2 separate regions of the Mus musculus genome follow, and region 1 is linked to region 2. A link is a loop called in an ENCODE intact Hi-C map of the cell type or tissue named here. Cell type or tissue: left cerebral cortex. All regions are shown on one strand. Each heading gives the region's core, and the rest is flanking DNA. Links, peaks and the distances in the headings are about the cores only.

Evidence for each region. Peaks named below come from ENCODE experiments on the same cell type or tissue, not always from the same donor. Only the 100,000 strongest peaks of a DNase experiment are listed, where the experiment ranks them.
Region 1: a loop joins it to region 2, with 8 times the contacts of the local background. A loop is called at or near these places in 16 of 42 quality-filtered maps.

The regions. Positions count from the first base shown.
Region 1 is chr7:135,396,698-135,407,431 of GRCm38, forward strand. It overlaps Gm36062 (a long non-coding RNA gene), which reads right to left and starts at 2,780. Exons shown (of 4, transcript XR_378562.4): 1 at 1,047-2,780; 2 at 603-719. In left cerebral cortex, for the core only: a CTCF peak has its summit at 6,913 (motif pointing right); a DNase peak (open chromatin) is centred at 6,923.
Region 2 is chr7:135,460,259-135,470,992 of GRCm38, forward strand. No RefSeq gene overlaps it. Among named protein-coding and RNA genes, the nearest start is that of Gm36356, 20 kb to the right of the region's middle. In left cerebral cortex, for the core only: a CTCF peak has its summit at 4,808 (motif pointing left); DNase peaks (open chromatin) are centred at 4,814 and 5,317; H3K27ac peaks cover 1,022 bases.

The DNA.
Region 1 (10,734 bases), core at 1,913-9,912, 63 kb before region 2:
AGAACCAAGAGCTACCCCTGAGACCCCTCACTTACTCTGACCCTTGGCTAGGGGGCCATGATTCTTTCGACCTGGTGAGATCAAGGCTGATTGCCAGAAAATTCCATCAGAGAGATGAAGGTGTGTGATGTTTTCATGGAACAAAGTCCAGCCGCGAGGGATGGATACAAGTGAGGGGAAGGAGCCCTCAGTAAAGCCTAAAGTCACTTCCTGGAAACCATGTGATTAAACTGACCAAGGCCATCCGCAACCCAGTCACCCCTGCTGCCTATCTGCTGACCTCCAACCCTGGACCTCACCTCTGTGACAGTCCTATGCGATATATTTTAATTCTTGCCTGTGCTTAAACATTGATCATCAGGTACCTCCTCATGATGGTTCATGAGATGAGAATTCTGCAGTTACCGTTGAAAATTTTTATGGCCATCCTTTGCAGAGGAATTGATCACACAGTGGTTTACTGGCTAGGAAGACGGATGAATTGTGATACCCAAGCCTCAGTGTCAGGAGCTCAGGGAGGCTGTGATTTAATGCGATGCTGTTGGATGCCAGCCAGCCACCCAGTGTCCTGCTCAATCCAGAAGATAAAATATACAGCTTACCTGGCCAGAGGCTGTCTTTTCCCCATCAATGTTGTCTGTGACTGCAGGACATCGAGTCCCACTGAGTTCTCATTTCCCACTTAGGATGTCCTCCAAAGCACACGGGCTGACTTTGACCTACAAGTGAGAGAGCAATGACAGATGCTATTTAAATGTATACCGGTCTTTAAATAAACAAAGAAAAAGGCCTATTTCACCAGCAAAGAGTTGTAGAGGAAGATATTAAATGGCTCTGTTGATTTATCACTCATCAGTTCCCCAGGAGGGCATCAAAGGAGGGCAAACACCAGAGTCACGGTGTTAAAGCAGCAGTAGAGGCCCAATAAGGAAAAACTCCTGGTAAAGAGAATAGGATCTCTGGCCTGGGCAGAGATCTAATAATATTCCAGCTAAACAGGGTCCCCAGCCTGGCTAAAGGGGCCACCCCTAAGAAGGTATGTTCACCTCAAGCCATGTTAAAGAAATGGATGGAATAATTAGCCCTTTAATGGATACTATTCTATTCCTTCCCAGAACTCCTACAACCCCACCCTGCCCACAGCCCAGCCTCTAGGAGCGGAGCCAACCAGAGGTTCTGCTGCCTCTGCCCAAACACCCTTCTGAGTGAGGACTCAAAACGGTGCAACATTTTTCTTTCTTGTTTTCTATCTCTTTCACGTGCTGACCAGAATCTAAGTTTGTTTTTTCAAGTACTTTGAGCTTCTTTCCTCAGCCCCTGTCCCCAAAATGTGGCTATCTTCAGCCATGTGGTGTGCCTCCGTGCTGATAACTCACACACCGTGGCCTTTTCCTTCCCTCCCCCATTCTCCTCCTCTGGGCAGCTGCTGATAGTTAAGGCATGCCTACTCTGTTGCCATTGTTTGTTTGTTTGCTTGCTTGCTTGCTTGTTTTGTTTTTACCCTTTAAACTTCTGCTTGCTCCATTCATGAATTCTTATATTAACGAGAATAAGAAAGACAGGAAGGGACCCTGATTTCCCCAGGATCAGTAGGAGTCCGGGGATTTCTGTGTGGGAGACGCCCTCGGCTTCTCAGACTGGACAATTAACAAATGCACGCTGTTCGCTGGGTTCGCTCAGTCTAGGTGGTTTCCGTTTTCCACTTGTATGACAACTGCAGATTTCTGGAATCAGAGCATCGTGAAGGAATTACCAACCTGTGTCCCCTCTCCGGCAATTTTCTCGATGATCTGACTTCTCAATCGTGAGCCCTTTACTTCTCGTTCCCGTGTTTACATATCTGTTCAAATCCCGGTGATTAAAAAGGAGCTGTCAAGGTTGATGGTCCTAAAATAAGACGCAAGTGCTCATCTTTAATGTACATATTAACATTGATGGCTCCACTTCCTAATCCTCGCTGAACCTTCAAGGAAAGAGACGGAAACACATCAACGAAGTGAGATTTTTTTTATTCTTAAGAAAAAAGGAGGACAATCTCAAAAAATAAAAATAAAAATAAATAAAAAAGAAAAGGGAGATTAACAGTATGTAGATCAATCTGCAATGGAAAACTACTCCAAAGGGCAGGCAGGCATCCATATTTAAATTCAGCAGGTAAACAACCAAATGACTAAGAGATTAAAGTAGAAAGATGGCTTGCTGGGGAGAAGGGTTTCAGAGTAAGGTGGTAAAAATCACCAAAATTCAGTATATGAAATTACCAACGTCTTATTTAAGAACTTTAACTGAGGGCTAAAGTGTAGTGACACCACTTAAACTGCCTCCGATAACTTACATGAGAAGACAACAGTAGTCTATCACACCAAGAAGTATTAGGCAGGTTAGAAGGCTCAGCTGGTAGGAGTTGTCACCAAGCCTGAATATCTGAGCTTCATGCCAGGGGCTCATGTGGTTGAAGGAGAGAAGTGACTCCTGAAAGTTGTCCCCTGAGCACCACACACAAGTCCCAACACCCATGTCCCACCCCTCAAGATAAATGTAACAAAAAGAAATAATAATAAAAAAAAGTGTTGTAGGCGGGTTTTTTAGTCATTTTACTCACTATGACTAATCTTTGAAATAACTAATATATCCTCGGCTGTGTCTTTAAATACACAAAAGAGGTCCTGGTGGCACAATCTTCAAACAATTCCACACACATTCAGTCACCAGAAAAATTATGGTAAAACATGCTCTTGACGTTCTGTTATTTGTTTAATAAAAAGCAACCTTGTACTTAAAAGAATTATATGAGATTTATGCATTCCTCTTTTTAACATGCTATGAATAAACTCTATAAATAAAAGCAATTAAAGCAAGTGTTTCTGATATAGTGCCAGTGTGACAGAGATGGGCCAGAGGTGGGAGCTACTCAGCTGCAGGGCTGCTGTACTGCCCAGCACACAGTTGGATGGTGCACTAAACCTGGCCATGTGTGAACCGTTCAATTTTACCTCTGATAGAAATCAAAGCCAGAAGGATCCAGTCGGGGTTATGACAGCTATTTAATCCATCAAGCACGACACGGCTGGTAACTTTCCCCCAGAAAGCGGTGGTTTTGTAAAGAGCCCAGTAAGGCATATCTACCTCGTGTAAGCAAAGGTTACGCCGGCAGCCTTCTCTCTGAGAACCCAGGCCGTTACATCCTGGATGCTCTTTCAGAAGCTGGAGTTGGATTGCAGGACCTACACTCTCAGTCGCTGTTGGAAGGTAAAGCAGGCAAGGTTCAAAGCTATTTGGGTTGTTAGTTCCGAGCTGCTCAAAATTCCTTTGTAATTAGAAATTAGATCACCTTTGGTCTCAGAAGCATGTGCCTGGAAAATAAAGCCAGGATTCCCTCCAGGCAGATTCTGAACCCCAGCAAAGTTCTTAGAAGAAATGTAAAACTATCTTGCTTTGATTCATGAGAGTTGATGACTTTTTCCTCGGGAGTGATGAATTATTTAGAAGAGCCCTGATGGCAGGGACTCAATAGCCAAGTGAGAGTTCGGTTTCTGGGTGGGAGCAGTTAAACTGTATCCAGGGCTTAGGGACTATCAGTTAAGGTGTTTTGGCAATCAAGCTACCTGTGGCTTTTCAGAGGGATCTGTCCACCATAGACAGATGCTTTGAGGACTCCCCCACAGTCTCATCTGGGCTGGTAAGTGCACGGGAGGTGCTGTCCTGTGGTTCCCTTAGGCAAGATATCCATTCCCTCATATCCCTGATATGTGCGCAGAAGAACCAGTCAGGTTCTCTCTTAAACCACAAAAAGACCGTATCAGTTCAGTCTCTACTCAGAGACAGTTGATAGATATCTGGTTATTATAAATTATTCTACAAACTACCCTCCAGTAGGAGGGTGCACACACTCACATGACCCAATGAGGTTCCCCCACAGTCCTTTCCTCAGGTTAGATAACAAAACAAGGTGGCTAAACACTCAACTCCGAGGTCTAGTCTCAGTGTTTAGAATCACTGTTGGATGAGACCAGGGTGGAAAGTTTGGCTTTGGTGGTTGCTCAGGCACCAAGGAGTTGGAAGAGAAGGCTCACTTAAAAACCAACCAAACAAACAAACAAAACCTCCCGAGTTTTGCACACAGGGCCTATTTTTATTTTTAATTATTTATTTTTGTTTATAGTAATCACCATTATTATATAATTATATATCATATTAGTATTATGTGATACTAATTGCGTTAGTGGAGGGGAGCATGCCATGGCATGCACTTGGAAATCAGAGGATTTTCTGAGAGTAAATCATTTCCTTCCACCATGGAGTCTGGGGATCAAATTCAAATCATGAGGTCTCTACCCATTGAGCCATCTTTCTGGCCCATGAGTTGCTTTTATTATAGCAAGTGCTCTCCAAACAAGCCCAAGGCTGTTGTTTCTTTTTTTAATTATTATTATCATCATCATCATCATTATTATATTGTATGTGTATAGATGTTTTGCCTGCATAAATATCTATGTACCATTTGCCGAGATGAGAAAAGGGCATTGGATCCTCTGGAACTAGAATCACAGATGGTTGCAAGCCACCAAGTAGGCACTGGAAAACAAACAAACAACAAACAAACAAACAAAAACCAATCAGAGTCCTCTGGAAGGGCATCCAGAGCTCTTAACCACTGACCCGTCACTTCAGCCCCCAGGCTCCAACCCATAGCATTCAATCTCTGTACCGAACCTTGCCCTCTGTTCTGCTCCTCAACACCTTTAGATGCTTGCCTTACATCTTCCCAGCCTCGCTGGCCTCCAGACAGCCGTCTGCCCCACAGGCCTTACCACAGAAGCTAGTGTGATCCAAGGCGTTTAGTCTATTTCGTTGATGTCGAATTAGCACGCCATTGCATGGCAGTCTGTGAAAACTGTTCTGTGTGGCCATGAGGTTATCCCAAGAATGAGCTAAGCCCAATCCACACATGGATGCACCAAAACTTGTTAGACTATAACAGAGTCATGCCTTGAAGAGAGAAAAGGCCCCTAAGCTGTATGCAGTCAGGAGTAAGGGAACCCGACTAAAGAGAGCTGGGGTGGGGGCAGGGAAGAGATCTCCTTTCTCCTGGAAATCACCTCCTGAGTTCACAGGCATGGGACTTGTGAATTGACCACTCACCAGTGACTGGTGTGGCAACTTAAAGTGGGGGGAGGGGAGGTGTTCATAGCTTAGAGATTGACTGAGTCCTGTGGTCTCCAGTTAAAGAAGTGACTGTGGGAAACCTCACTGAAACAACCACAACAGGTGTTCAAAAGTTCCAAGCACGTGGGGAAAAAAATGTGTGTCCTGCTCTCCTGTCCTTAGTGATGGTTTAGGGTCTAGCCTTGAGGACCATCGAGACAGCATCAGTGAGCTAACCCAGAGCTCACTCACACCTACTGGATTTCTGAGCACATCAGTTGGTGTCCCATTAGGAAGACAGACTGCTTCAGGGGTCACAAGAAGGGGTGTTTGACAGACATTAACTTATGAAATTATAGTAAGAGCTGGATGCAGGGGATGATGGAGGTATTAGGCATTGCTAAAGCTCCACACCTCTGCTAGAGCCAGCACGCCCAGGACCCTTGCAGCATGCTGCTCCTGTTTCCCAGGGCAGAGCAGGCTGCCACCCATGCAAGAAGACATCCACTCTTACCAGTCAACACGACAGGAGCTGCTGCAGTCGCCTGCTCCCACACCCCCTCTGCTCTCTTGAATTGGAACCCAGTTGCCATGTCTAGCTAGAGCATCCCTCAGAAACAAGAGCTCTCTCGCTGCCTCCAGCCTGGTATGAGACCTCTGCAACCCAAAGCCTTTATGGGACCCCAGCTTCTTCTGAAGGTTCTTAAGCCAGAAGAATAAGAAGGCACAGAATGACCCTACCATGACAAACGTAGCGGTGAGTAGTTGGACAACCCCTGGCACAACACTTGGAACCTATTTTTAAGAGGTGCCCAGCTCTGATCCACATGACTGACCACACCAGTGTCTGTAGGGAAAACCGCAAGCAGACCAAGGTAGAGTTTCCAGCAGACTTCTGGTGAGATGGGCAAAGTTGAGTTTATCTTTTCGTTTGGATGGTGGAGATGGCTGAGTGTTTAGGAGCACTTATTTCTCATGCAGAGGACTACGGTTTGGTTCTCAGCACCACGATCCAGCAGCTCATAGCTACCTGGACCTACAGCTCCAGGAGACCTGATGCCTCTGGCTTTCTCGAGCTCCTGTACGTGTGTCCATAGCCCACACAGACACATAAAAACAAATCTGTAAAGTGTTTTACTTTTTAAAAGCTAGATTGAGTAATATTTACACACTTCTCAAAGAAGTGTCTTTCACAAAAGAAAACCTTTCATATCCTTGTGAAGCTCAGAATATGTTGCAGAAGACCCCCAGAACTTCTTTATGCTTCGGATGCATGTGACTCGAGGTGAGGTAAATGTTATTGATTGAAAACTAAAACTCCAGAAGGCTCAAGGGCTGAGGTGTAGCTCAGTGGCAGGGCATTTGCCTGGAGTGTGAAAGGTCTGGGGTTTCATTCCCAGTGCTACAGAAAACCCTTATTGTCTGGGGATGGTGACACACAGCTGTGATACCAGCGTGTGTGTGTGTGTGTGTGTGTGTGTGTGTGTGTGTGTGTTAAAAATATCACACACATGTCACAAAAATTAATATTCAAGTTTTAAGAAAAAAATACCAAAGAAGACTTCTTAGTAAACAAGCTTGTTTTGTGGGGATTCTTTACTTTTTATTAACTAAGTCCAGAGAAGAAAGGCTGTATCTTTAAAATAAATTTCATTCAAAGTTATCTTTATCGATGTCTATGCATTCTGCATACACCTTTAATAAGGAAGGCATGAAGTTAACACCAATCGTCGCTTCTCCTCTCTAAGCAGACTGTCATCTACCACTAGATGGCGCCACAACCACATAATGACAGGCAGGCATCTCCCTGGAGGAAAGAGGTCCCCTTGGACTTACTCTGGAGGGTAAGGAAGACAGCCTCTCTCTTTCCAGTACTAGGACTTGGTTTCTCGTTTGTTGTGACCTTTGAAAACTCATGCTTAATTGCATTAGAACACTGCCCCCCTGTCCAGCTCCAGCAATCAAATTCACACAAATTGCTTCATTGGTCCTGGGGATGAGGCTGAGGGCTGGGGGCTGGGGGCTGACTCCTCTTGCCTAAAGTGGAAGAAACTGAGAGGCTGAGTTAACTCATCCCAGATCACATAGGCAGTAGTTAACCCAACCCAGATACACTTGAGTGGACTGAAATTGTACAAGCCCACGTGCCATCTTGGAGCCCAGCTGCCATCACCCCTTCAAGTCCACGACCAAGCTCCACGTCAGGGACAGTGGTCCAGCCTCACCGCTTCTCGTCACTCCACAGCAGAATGACTGACAGGAAACCATTTAACCTTGATTCAATCAGAACTTCAGAGCTGGTCGGAAAGATGAAAAGACCACAGCTTAGGTACACCAAAGACCCACTGACTGTGACTCCTTAATTGAACCTACATGATTCTAATTTTCCCCAAAACACTGGTTTCTCACCACAACTGAAATATGAAATGCAAGCGTCATGTCCTTGTCAGTGTAAATTAGTAAAATTTAATTACAGAAAATCAACCAACAGTTTTCCTTAATTTAAGAAAAGTTGATACATAGCAACCAATCCCAAAGCAGGCTGAAACATACCCCTTATGGTTTATAAAGTGGGCCACGGCCGTGGCCACTTTGAAACGAGCCTCTTTACACTAGGTTCCCAGCCTCTTACACTGCAGCCTGTGCTTTTCTGTGTGGCAAACATTAGCAGCTTTCCTGCTACCTCTCAGGCCAGCTTTGTCAGTCCTGTCTTCCAGCATTTGTGGGATGCTGGAGACTCAGCAATATATGAAGTGTTACAAGGAGAAGAAGCACCCGATAGGCTCATATGTGGGCCTCTCTCCACACTCAGTGTACAGCACTTACCCCAGAATTTATATAAATTTATATAAAATGCCGGGAGTGGGAGGCAGGGACTGTTCTAGAACTTAAGGCACGGGTCAAAATCCAGAGCAGTGTACACAAAACCATGCACACACTGCATTCTGATCTGGAAACATAAAGGTCAAAAATTAATTTAGGGATAATCTGAGAATTTTAAATATTTGCTGCTTTGTATAACATTAAGGGATTGCTGTTAACTTGCTAGCCGTGATGGCAAGGTTGGGACTATGTAGGACAAGGTCATTTTGTTTGTTTTGTTTTTGATGGGCACTGATTGCTACAGAATAAAGCCAAAAATAATTAGTATTTTTGAGTTTTAATCTTATGTTTGGAACTTTTTTTTAGAATAAAAGTTAGAATACACAAAAGAAAAACAAGTCTTGAAATTAGTTAAATGATCTATACTTAAATCCTGGCCAATGTTTCCCTAGTAAAAGGACATTGAGAAAAAAGCAGACCAAGGCAAAATCATTCTTCAGTTTTATATCAAGAATGTATGTGGTCAGGCCAGAGTGCCTGCCTAGCACATGAAAGGTCCTGAGTTCAGTCCCTAGTGATAGATAAAAGATAGATAGATAGATAGATAGATAGATAGATAGATAGATAGATAGATAGAAAGAAGGATGGATGGATGGATAGATAGATAGATAGATAGATAGGTAGGTAGATAGCATATTTGGATTAGAGTTTAACATGTATGAACAGCCAAGTGTTTAACTAAACATATTACTTTTGTATCTCAAAACCTAAGAGAACAACTTAGAAAGGGAAAGACTTGTCTTGGTTCAGAGTTTCAGGGGCTTCAACCCATCTTTGGCTCCACAAGCTCAGGCATAATGTCATACTGCATGGTGGTAGAAGTGGAGGGAGGCAAAGACTGTTCACCTCATAGTGGACAGGAAACAAAGACAAATCAAGGCACCCCCTTCTCCAAAGACATGTCTCCAGTGATTGAGTTCCTCCAGCTGGATCCCTAGTGTCTGAGAAGCCTAAGTGTGGCCACTGGCCACAGAGCCACACCTCAGTGCCTCTATGTTGCACACCACTGCTGCCCACAGGAGAGGCTTGGCGGGTGAAAGGGGTGGTAACAGCAGCAACAGGTGTGAGTACAGCTGCCAGTGTGTGTACAACTGCAGGTGTGGGTGCAGCTGCAGGTGTGAGTACATCTGCAGGTGTAGGTGCAGCTGCAGGTGTGGGCACAGCTGCAGGTGTGGGCATACCTATAGTTGGGCTTGTGTTTGGTGGGGGATGTCTGGAAGGTAGGTAGTGTCCACAAGGTAGGTAGTGGGTCACTTCAAAAGGGTAAGAGCTTGAAAAGGGGCCCAGGGCTGTTGTCCTGCCCTGAGACTCAGCAGGGCATGCTCTCAGCCCTGTGAGTTCTCTCTTAGACATATTTTTCTCTTCGAAAAATTCTCATCAGGGTTCCTCAAAGATGATTCAGGTGTTAAAGCATTTTCCCAAAAATGACTGTTCTTCATCCACTGAGAGTCACTGGGGTCCAGCCTGCTGAAAGCTCAGAAAGCTATTACTGTGAAGACAGGCGTCAGGCTTGGGCATCAGAGAAGGAGGGTAGAAATACAGCACAAATTGTAATGATTTTTACAGGGAAATTACAGGAAGGTTCACTTGATCTTGGAGGTCCTAGAGCCCACAGTGTTCACGAGTTAAAACTTCAACAGAAAGAAACTGCAAAGATAAGAACCTGGGAAGAGACTGGCTGTCCGTTATTCATTTGCATTGCAAGAGAAGACTATTTTTTTTAAAATTATTTATTTATTATATGTAAATACACTGTAGCTGATTTCAGACTCACCAGAAGAGGGCGTCAGATCTCATTATGGATGGTTGTGAGCCACCATGTGGTTGCTGGGATTTGAACTCAGGACCTTCAGAAGAGCTCTTAACCACTGAGCCATTTCACCAGCAAGAGAAGACTCTTGAAACTTGCTATTGAATACTATTGAAATGGCATGAGTTTCTTCGCTTATGCCTTTAGAGTGTCCCATTGTGTGCACATACCACATCTTGTTTGTGGTTGGACACTTGCACTGGTTTTGTTTCTTGGCTATTGTGAATAGAGCCACAATAAATGTGGGTGTGGTGGCGACTCCTCAGGGTTCTGACTTTGTTTCTTTTGAACACATATTGGGAAGATTGCTGGATCATACACAGCTACATTAATGTACACTTTGCCAAAAGTGTTCAAGGGTTCCCTGTTATCTACTTCCTCACCACACTGGTTATCTTTTTTCCGTTTTGATGACAACTATTCTTCCTTTTGTTTGTTGATACTGCATTGCACTGTCTTGATTTGCATCACTCTGGTGGCTGATAATGCTGGGTATCTTTTCATATACCTGTTGTCTGTTTGTGTGCTATCTTTTGAAGGAAGAATTTAGGCATTTGAGTTTATTATCTGTTTTGGACCGGATTATTATTACTTGCTGTTGAGTTTGGAGTTCCTTGCCTATTCTGAATGTTTATCACCCCCCCCCCCCTTCAGATGCACAGCTCTCAAATGCTGTCTTCTGTTCAGCAGCTCATGACATCCCTGTGCCAAAGCTTTTCAGTTAAACACAATCCTATTGGCCTTTCTTTGCTTTTGTTTCCTATGTTTTAAGGATCAGGTTTTTTGTTTGTTTGTTTGTTTGTTGTTTTTTGTTTTTTGTTTTTTAGAAGGGTGAGCTCTTTCCTGGAGGATGGTGTGTTTTTTGTCTATAGTTTCATTTTTCCAGGTCTCACGTT
Region 2 (10,734 bases), core at 969-8,968:
GGCTCTTAAAACACACACCACACCTCTGTCCACCCATAAATGATGGTATCAAAGTTTTCTAATGTGATACCGGCCCCCTGTGGGGACTCAGTTTCTCTGAAAATGAGGACGATGTGACCTCCTGCTGGCAAGTGACATAAAATGTAATTTTAAAGCCAGGCTCCCCCTGCCCAGGGCATGGACTCTCAGATGTCTTCCTAGCCACACCTCCTCCACAAGCGTGAGATTTGAGCCCAAACATCAGAGATTACTCAACAGGACCAAGGGGTGAGGGGACAGATGTTTCTGCACAAAATTACTGACATTTCTTAAACTATGGGAAAGTCAAGAAGCTATTTTTCAACCAAAAATCCTGGCTGCATTTGTTGTAATAAAGTGGGGAGGCCAAAGGAAATGACAGATCACCCCATTAGTACATAGCTGCACTGAGAGAGAACAGAACAACGGTTTCTGCTATGTGAGTCTTCTGAGATTTCTCACACTTGGCTAGCCACTTCAGGCAAGCGGCTCTTCTCTGAAAGGTGACCTGAGTCCCCAAGAGACAGACAACAGGAATTGTTTAGTGTGGTTAAGCAGCTCAGAGCAAACCGGCACTCCATCTCTCTAGAAGATTGACTCTGTCAACTTTGCAGGGACTTAAAGGAGGGATCCCCATGGCTCTGAGGGCTTTGATCTGCTGTGTGGCTCACTGGATGCTGTCCATTGAAAGGGGATTGCTGAAAAATCTCTGTATTTAGGGTCTCTGAAGTCTTAGGGTTTTCTAACATTTCAGCGTTTTCTCTGGTCTCCTACACTAACTCTAAAACTGTGAGAGTCTCAGGTCAGGAAGAAAGTGTGTATTTTTTTTTTCATCCATTCTGTGTCAAACATTAATTGAGCAACCACCACTGTGGACCCTGGGCCTGAGTTGCAGGCATGACTAGGATACTTGAGTCAATGTCATCGATCTCTGACATGGACTTCCAAGTACCGCTGTTCATAAACTTCTCCAACAGCTTTCCCTAAGCCAAAGTGACTGATGCTATGCTGCCAGGTGTGAAAACCCAGACTAGAATATCATGCTCAGTAGACGACATGGAGCACAGGAAGAGCCTTGCCACAAAAGCCTCAACAGACAAACTCACGTCGAGAGCTGTATCTATCTCATTCCCTGACTACCGACTCTTGACATAAAGGGTCAAATATAGAGGAATGCTTTTGTAAAGACATCAAAAAGACTTCAGTGTTCCTGTGTCACTGGTGGTGGTGGTGGTACTGGTGGTATTCTCAGACAAGGTCTCACTATGCCCTGGTTAGACTAGGACCTACGGTGTTATTCATGTTGACCTTAAACTCACAATAATCCTCTGCCTCTGCCTCCCAAGTAGCTAAAATTACAGATGTGAGCCACCATACCTGACTTCAACCTCTCTTTCCTCTCCTCTCTCTCTCTCTCTCTCTCTCTCTCTCTCTCTCTCTCTCTCTCCCTCTCCCTCTCTCTCTCTCTCTCTCTCTCTCTCTCTCTCTGTAACACACACATATTCCAGTATGAAGGGTAAGCTCAGTTGTCAATTCTTGCCTTCTGCCCTGTCTGAAGCAAGGTCCCTTTGTTGTCGTTTTCCTACAGTGCCATGAGCTTCTGGGAATTTTTCCATTCCCATCTTCCTACCTCCCTATATAACCCTCAGTGTTACAGGACCCATGCTATACTTTTGGCTTTATGAGGGTTCTGGAAATGATGACCTCAAGTCCTCATCCTTACACAAGTGCTTTTATGCACTGAGCCCTCTCTCTAGTCTCCCAACATTTCTTAAAGACTTTATAATGATGATTTGTAGACAATGGCTGCGTTCTAGACTGCTCTAATGGATCATATTTCTTTCATTATACCTAACTGCAAGATGGTGCCAGCTGATGCAAGGGGACCTGAGGCTGTGTTTGTTTGTTTGTTTGTTTGTTTGTTTGTTTGTTTTGTAGTCTTCTCACTGAGAGCCATGGCTGCCTTCCCCAGGGTCTGGGAAACAGGGATGCTGCCCTTCCTGCTGTTCATATCTCATTCATCACTTCAGCCTTTGCCAGCATGTTGCTTAGACCCATTTGGAAGGACCCTGCCTTCATTTGTCACCTCCCATGACAAACACTGAAGCTGTTTGTATGATCTGTGACTTGAACCTTGCCTTGGCTTATTGTCAAGATCTGTGGTGTGCTCTGTGGTGAAGAGAAAAGTCTGGGAATCTCTTGGAAATCTGTATGGGGAAACTGACCCTTTTGTATGTGGGTTATACCGTACATGGGACCTTTGTCCTAACCCTACCAAGCTAAAGCAATGAGCAAATGAACCCTCATTCTGCTTCGGGTACCCATGAGGCAATGGGCATATGAATTGTGGCCTGAGTTCCTCTAGCTGTATGTGCCTGTAACTATGGAACTGATAGGGTGGAGACAGTAAGGAGTCTGATCCTGGGAGTCCGCAGCAACCAGCCCAGCCTACTTGGTGAGCTTTCAGGCTTGGTAAGATATATTCTGTGTCACAAAAAGAAAAAAAAAGTGAATGGTGCCTAAGTAAGGACACATGAGGTTGATCTCTGATTCTCACACACAAGGCACACACACTACCCAGAAAACATACCCCCACACACACACACCCCAAAAGAGACTGCTGAGATGGCTCAAATGGTAAAGATGCTTGCATGCAAATCTGACAAGCCCTGGGACCCATATGGTAGAAGGAGAGAAATGAGAACTAACTCCAGGTAAGTTGTTCTCTGACTTTCACATGTGTGATACACACACACACACACACACACACACACGTATAAAAATTATATGTAATTAAAATTTTTTTCAAGGGAAAAACACTAGAATATAGCCCACTCTTGGGGTTACACACACACACACACACACACACACTCACTCACACACATAGACACACACGCACTGCCCTCTGTTTCCACTTGTGTATAGCTAGTCTTTTTATTAGATAAATGCCAGTGGCCAGACCCCAGGTGTTTCCATTCATGTTAAATTGTTACCCTGGGTAGCTTTTCATGTTAGCCTGTTTCCCAGTGTGAAGGAGCTGGGTAGCAACAGGATATGTCCCCGCACTGAGACTGTTATGGAAACATGTCAACCACCAGCTTAAGTGACATGACTGTACCGCACCGGGAATTGAGTTACTTCTTAAGAAACTACTGAGAGGAATGGTTAGACCACACCTAAAGTGGGTTTCACAGAGCTGCTTCCTCCAGCAGGACATGGCCTCTGCTGTCTTGAATCAGAGCAGCTGTGCTCACTAGCAAAGACCCTCAAGAGAGAGGCTTGTTGTGTCCTGGGTTCCCCTGCAGCTCACAAACCTTCACAAGATTCTCACAGACCTTTTTCCTTCCTGGGTAGAGGATGTGGGAGGTGGACTGGGGCTTGAGGCTCTCAGTAAGGGGACTGATGTAAGCTGCACAGAAAACTTCCCAAAGATGTGATCACTCTAAGTCACCCATGCTCCTGTAAGGAACTCTAAATTGACCAGTTATCAAAAGAGACTCCCATGGAATCTTTTCTTGGATCTGTCATCCCTCTATCTCCAACAAATACATATTTCTTTATGTCTCATCAAAAAAAAAAAAATCACATGACACTAGGCATCTGGGGTCAGATTGTGTGCTCCAGAAACACATCTTAGTCTTGGTTCTCTCAAGTCTAGAACCAAATTAAGAACTAGAAGGCACTTGGCTCTCGGGAATGGACTGGGGAGTGCCAGTAAGTCTTAGCTCTTCCTACATATTCATTGCTAGAAAACCCTGTGAACTGTGGGCCAGAGAAGACTGCCAGGCAACCCCCTGGCAAACTCTGTGTGTGTGTGTGTGTGTGTGTGTGTGTGTACACGTGCACGCGCGTGCGCATGTGTATAGGTACATATGTGCTGCATATGTTTATGCATATGTGTATAGGGTACATACACGAATATCCAGAGGCATACCAATGGATGTAGAGGTCAAGGAAGGCTTCAGTTATCTTTTTCTACCATTCTCCACTTTATTGTGTCGAGATGGGGTCTCTCATTGAATCTGTTTCAGTTAGGCTGTCTGGCCACCAAGCTCTCAGGATCTGCCTGTCTCTGCGCCCCCAGCACTGGAGTTATGCACAGGGATGCCCAGATTTAGATGTGCGTGCGTGCTAGGAACACAAAGCCAGCTCTCCAGGCTTCCACAATAAGTGTTCCTATCCACCAAACATCTTCTCAGCCCTTGCAATGGGTCTGCTCGAGTTAATCAACTGTTCCTTTCTCATCTTCCAAGCTCATTACTGCACATCATTGAAGATTCCAGCCCAGGTCTTCCCCTCTGCCATGCAGCTCTCTCCAACCTCCTCAGTGCGGAGATCATAGCCCAGAAGATTGAAAGCTATTGGGCAACTATAGTCACTCCAGATGGTTCACAGGAGCCTGACTGGTCCATAAGCAATAACTCTAGGTAGTCACAATCTGAAAAGAAGACCCTATGGTCAATATAAGGCCAATGCCAGTATGTGCCCAATATGACTTAAGCCAACACACCGCAGTGGTATGCACAATGGAGGCATGAAAAGGCCAGCACTGCTGTATGGCTGTTCCACTGTAACTGTCATTATCCATGCTATAACAAGAGAAGCATGGATGATTGGCAGCTCGTATGTCTCAGGGCCTGCCTCCCACAGCATCCACTGCAGAATCTCTCTGAGTGCGTTGGAAATTTACAGCCCAGGGCAAGGTGCAGTGTGAATGTCTCTTAAAATAAATAAACAAAGAGTAACAGCAACAAGACAAATACAACAAAACCACATGGCATCATGTGGAAGGAAAGTGTGACCCCTGCTGGATGCTCTTGGGACTGACTACCACCAGGCAAAGAAAGAGAAGGCAGAAAGGGACAGAGGGAAAAAGAGAAGAGGAGAGGAGAGGAGAGGAGAGGAGAGGAGAGGAGAGGAGAGGAGAGGAGAGGAGAGGAGAGGAGAGGAGAGGAGAGGAGAGAAGAGAAGAGAAGAGAAGAGAAGAGAAGAGAAGAGAAGAGAAGAGAAGAAAAAGGCTTATGCTGATGGGCTAACCCAAAGCCCCTGTAATCCGCAGCCCCTCTTTCTATGAATGGAGGTTGAATGAGGCAGTCTGATGGAGCTCACCGCTGCGTAGCGCCTGTGTCTCCTGATACCCCAGTATCCTCACGGGGAGAAACGAGCCTGCATTCACTCCCAGGAGGCAGAGCATCCAGAAGCATGCTTCTCCCACATAGTTAACATTTTTCAAACGACTTTGAGGCACGGTTTTGTGGACAATCCTGCAGTGACTGAGCTTGGAGAATTGGTATGTGGCGGGGACAGGAAGCCTTTGTGTACTGAACACTGCTGGCTTGTTGGCGCTCCCTTTGCCAGTTCGCTGTGGGAGGGGTGGCGGGGTTGTTTTGCTTTGTGAAATTCAGTCCTCTTGCACACTCCGCTCTGCCCACCCTGAGGACCGAGAAAGGGTGAAAAGACGCCAGTGGGGAAAATAAAATCTCCCCTAAACTTCAGAATAGGGAAAGCTGGAAAGAATGAACCCCTGACCTCATAAAACATCACTTCTTCCCTGACAGGGCAGGATGTCTCAAGCCTGGACAGTGTGGCTGGAATGAGGCTTCAAGTGCAGCCCAGCTTCCGATGTTACAAATCTGCCCGGGAATTCCTTGGATTGGATACCCACTCCGTCTTACCTGCCAAATATGCAGGTGCTTAACAGAGACCATGTCTCTTTTATCCACAGTTTGCAGAGTCCACCACTGTCCTGGATGTCTTGTTTGTGGCAGAAGTACACACCTCTCCTCCCCTAGACCCACAGCTACCTCAGACAAAACAGTCCTAGCTGGACTGAACTGGTTCCATCTGTTGACTCTGGAAACTTAAGGACACCCAAACTCAGCTTTCCTGTGAATGGTCAAGGAAGGGAGTGGCCCTGTGCCCACCTGTCATCATTTGACACATACAAGAAGATGCAAGGGTATGAAACCCCTTTTGCCATCAAAAGAGACAGAAAGGCAGCCTCCCATACTGACTGCCTATGTCCTGAGTCTGTCCTGCTGAAAAATGTTCCTCCCCTGTGTCACAGGATCCCAAAGATGCCACCAAGTCCAGAGCGGCCATAGTCTCCAGCAGCAGCAGCAGCAGCAGCAGCAGCAGCAGCAGCAGCAGGAGGAGGAGGAGGAGGAGAAGGAGGAGAAGGAGGAGGAGGAGGAGGAGGAGGAGGAGGAAGAGGAGGAGGAGAAGCAGTTCAGCATCTCTCACCTCACCTTTGCTCTGATCCCAGTACCTCCATCACAGTCTTACCACCCTCCCCGCCACTACTGCCACCATTCCCACAGCCCTGAGCACCATCACTGGCACGGTAGCGGTAACCACAGTCACCATACCATTCAGCAGGGCCACCGACAACCACTGCCATCACAACCACCATTGCCAATTACTATAGCAACATCCACACTATCACACCACAAGCACAATCCCCTCCTCTGGAAGATGCTAATTTGTTTCTGTTCCCTGAAACTGGGTGACTGTCAATTAAGGTGGAACATCAAGCGGAGGGCAGAGGACAAGAAGTTAGGAAGTGAAGAGAAGATCAGAAAAGCTGAGCTGGCAAACCCTTGCAGAGCTTTGTGTGGGAATTTGTTACTGCTGGAAGGGTCACCATTTGATACAAGGAAAAAGATATTTTGTATTTTTCTTCTATTCTACTTCGTCCTACAGTGCTGGGTGTGAGCTCTGGGACCTTGTGTATAGGAAGACTCCAGCTCCTTCAACGCTCTCTTTCCCTGTTCCTCACCTACCACGCTGCGGGAGTCAGAAGGGCAGAGGTTGAGTAACCTCAGGCACTCGGGCACTCTCTTGGCCTCATCTCCTTCTCTGTGAACTGGGCACAGAAGCAGCTTTGTGGGGTGGCCCGTGATTAATGTGATGGTAATCATCACCACTGCATGGTTGTATACGCATCATTAGCCAGGAGCTGGCACTGGATATACGAAAAGTGGATTTGCTTTGCTCTTATTAACCTTTTATGTCTTTTTCAGAGTGTAATCCCCATGCATTCAATTTACATTAAAAATAGTAACAAATGGTCTTTTAGGTTTGACTAGGGGTGAAACACGGGAGATAGGAGATGGGAAATAAATTCTACTGAACATACATGACAGGCACAGTGGCAGCCCATATGGAAGTACCCAAATGAAAACAAATGAAAAGTTTGGGATGCCCCTTAACGTACAGTGTCTCCGCATCCCGAGCCTGCTGCCCGAATTTTGGAGCACCACTGTGGCCCACACGCTGAACGTCAGAGCGGCTGCCACCACGTGCTATATAAGGATGGTGGAATGAAACCACAGGAAATTAGACCCTTGGGCCCTGAGGTGTGTCTTTATGGACATGAGCTGCCCACCTCTGACCTTTGTGTGTAGTGTGGATGGTTGAAGGAGTTGCGTGCATGTACATGCCCGTGTGTGTAAAGACCAGCAGTTGACACCGGATATCTTTCACAAGCACACTGCATATTATTTTTTGAGTTGAGGTCAACCTGGTGCTCACTGTGCAGCTAGACTGGCTAGGCAGCAAGCCCAGGGGATCTCCCCACCATCTTTGCTTCCCCAGCGCTGAGACTGCAGGTGTGCCTACCACTCTAGGTTTTTTACCTAAGTGCTAGGGACACAGACTCAGGCCTACCTGCTTACGTAGCAACTAAGCCTAAGCCACCATCTAAGCCATTCGTTGTCCAGCCCATTTTTTTATGAGATACTAAGTTCTAAGGTTTTGAAGCTCCATTTAGTTTGTTCTCACTGTTACATTGTAGCTCAGTCAGAGGCTCTGAAGTCTCTCTTTCTGGTTCTTTTGTATCAGCAGCCTGACTAGAACACAGACCCAAAGGGAGGGTCCCGAAGCTTTTGACTTCCGGGTATCTCAGGTCCTCACCCCTACCCCCACTCCCCGTCACCCGCAAGCTGGGCTAGCGTTCTCTCCCATTGCCATCTCATACTGTGCATGTCTGTAACCCCGTACACTGTGTCTAATATGCCACTTTCCATTCCTTGGGTGAGGGGAACAGTAAGCCCAAGGCAGCTTGGTCTTCACAGCTGCCAGCGCAGGGCCAGGGATGCTAGCCATTAGCTAACATCATTAGCACGCAGGAAAGGTTTCTAGAGGCCATTTGGGAGGCCATTCAAGGCCTTCTGACTGACTTTAGAACCCTTGTCTCTTAGTAAACCCCAGTGAAAATGATGGTCTGTTGAAAGAGAATGGACCTTGGAATAAGACCCGGGCACGTAGCACAGCCACCTCTGCACAGGTGGGGGCCTGGCTCCGCCCACGGTTGGTCCTGACGTGATGCCAGGCTTCATGATAGATCAGACAAGTAATTAAATACAGCTCTCTGAGAGTACAAAAATTGATCACCAAAATAGCTCATGGCATGTATCAAAAATGTTTGTTTACAGACAGCTGACGGGGCGCTAATTACCTCCTGACACCCTCCGATGACACACAGTCATCCCCCATGCCGGTCCTGACAGCCGTGAAGTGTGTGGCTGTCACCCCAACTCACTGAGCAGCAATTCCCCAAGCTGAAGCCTTTGACCTCGTTCCCCTTTAAGTGACAGGGATCAGCTGGTCCTCGCTGCAGGCAGCCTGACCCTTGAAGAACCTGATCTGGGTTTTTTTTTTTTTTTTTTTTTTTTTTTTTTGCAGCAATCCTTTCAACTAGAGAACTCTGTTCTCTGGGCTTCAGGTTCCAGATAATTGCTGTGTGATTGTACATCAGAGTCCTTGGCAGCTTGTTACGGGAATGAAACCCCTCCAGATGTGGGTGAATGCAACTCAAGGCAAGCCCATATTTTAATTGGCACCCTGAGAACCCCTGACCAAAACCTCCATTTTTCCCAATTTGGGATTATAATTCTCCACTCACTGATTTCAGAGGTCTGCTTCCTGTTTCAAGAGTCAGTCACTGAAATTCCATTCGATTTCTCAGTAAGGGTCAGGTAGGGCTCATGAGCTGCTGGCCTGCCTGAGCCAGGTTGGGGTTGGCCCATCTTCTCTTGCCTCGGCTGTGGAAGTGGGTATCTAGGTCCTGCAGAAAATGTCTACTGTTCTCACTCACATTTCATGAAGTTGTAATAAAAAGGGCTCTGGTGTTGGGCAAGTTCAGGGGCTTCGGCTCCCGACCTGCCTCCTATTGAGTTCTCTTTTTCCATCTCTGTTTTGTGCATTCACTTAACAGTATTTATTGATTGCCTTTGATGGGATGGGCATTGTGCCCAGCCCTGGCTCCTGCAATAAAATGAGTCTCTCAGAGATTTCATGCACAGAGAAGAGAACAGACCATGACAACCAAGCAGGTCCGGCCAGAAGGACCAACTCTGGGATTGTGACCATATGTTGGATAACCTCAGGGTGCTCAGAGAGGGTCTAGGCTCTTAAACATCTGCATGATGCTGAAGGTATATGTTCTTGAATGTCCTCATACAGCTGGAGTATGAGCTTGGGAATCTAGAAAGAACATAGAGAAGCTGGAGGCAGGAGCTGATGCAGAGGCCGTGGAGGAATGCTGCTTACTGGCTTGCTCCTCAAGGCTTGCAATCTCTGCAATTGTCCTGGCTAGTTTCGTATTAACTTGAGTTACCTGAGAAGAGGAAACCTCAACTGAGAAAATGTCTCCATGAGATCCAGTTGTAGGACATCTTTAAAGTTGATTGACTAGGAAGGGCCCCACTTAGAAGGCTCATCCTGTTGTGGGTGGTGCCATCTGTGGGCTGGTGGTCCTGGGTTCTATAAGAAAGCAGGCTGAGCAAGCCTGAATAAGCCAGTAAGCATCATTCCTCCACGGCCTCTGCATCAGCTCCTGCCTCCGGGTTCCTGCCCTGATTGAGTTGAATTCCCAACTTCCTTCAATGATGGACTATGACGTGGACATGTAAGCCAAACAAACCCTTTGATCCCCAAGTTTCTTTGGATGAGATGTTTCGTTGCAGCGATAGTAACCCTAACTAGAATAGCAATCTTCTTTCCTCTGCCTCTCCTAACTGGGATTACAGGAAAGAGCCACTCCATGCAGATCAACACATATGTTCCTACGGATTTAGTCCGTAAAATGTATTCTGGTGCCTTCACTTCAGCAAAATCACAGATTATGATTTAAAATGAAGCTGCTTAACATAGATCCCAAGTGAGAAACTCCCGGCTACAAATGCAAATGTCCTCCATGTATGCATCTGCTTTTAGTCAGTCAGAAGTCTCCCTGTGTCTGCTACTGTCACTCGCTTTGGCACAACCATAATCCATGTGTCAGAGCTGGAGGAATGGCTCAGCAGCCGAGGAGCATTGGCTGCTCTTACAGAGGGCTGGGATTTTATTCCCAGCACCCACATCACAGCTGACTATCATCAGCAATTCTGGAAGCAAGGGAATCCATCACCCTCTTCTGAAATCCTCAGGAAATGTCTGAATGTGGTTTGCAGACATATACACACACAGAACAGCTACATGCATTATTAAAATAAAATAATGATTCCTATACCGAAGAGGCATATCTGGGGTGGTGGATTCTGTGCCCTGTACAAAGTACAGGGGTATCACACATTCCTTCATGCTTACACGTGTTTGTGCCCCTGCTGTCTGATGTAGAGGCCACAGTGGAAAGCAGGTACCCCCAGATGCCCTAAGAAGAAGATGCAGGCCCCCTATTGCAGCCAGCCACTAGAAAGCTACTATGCAGCCCTG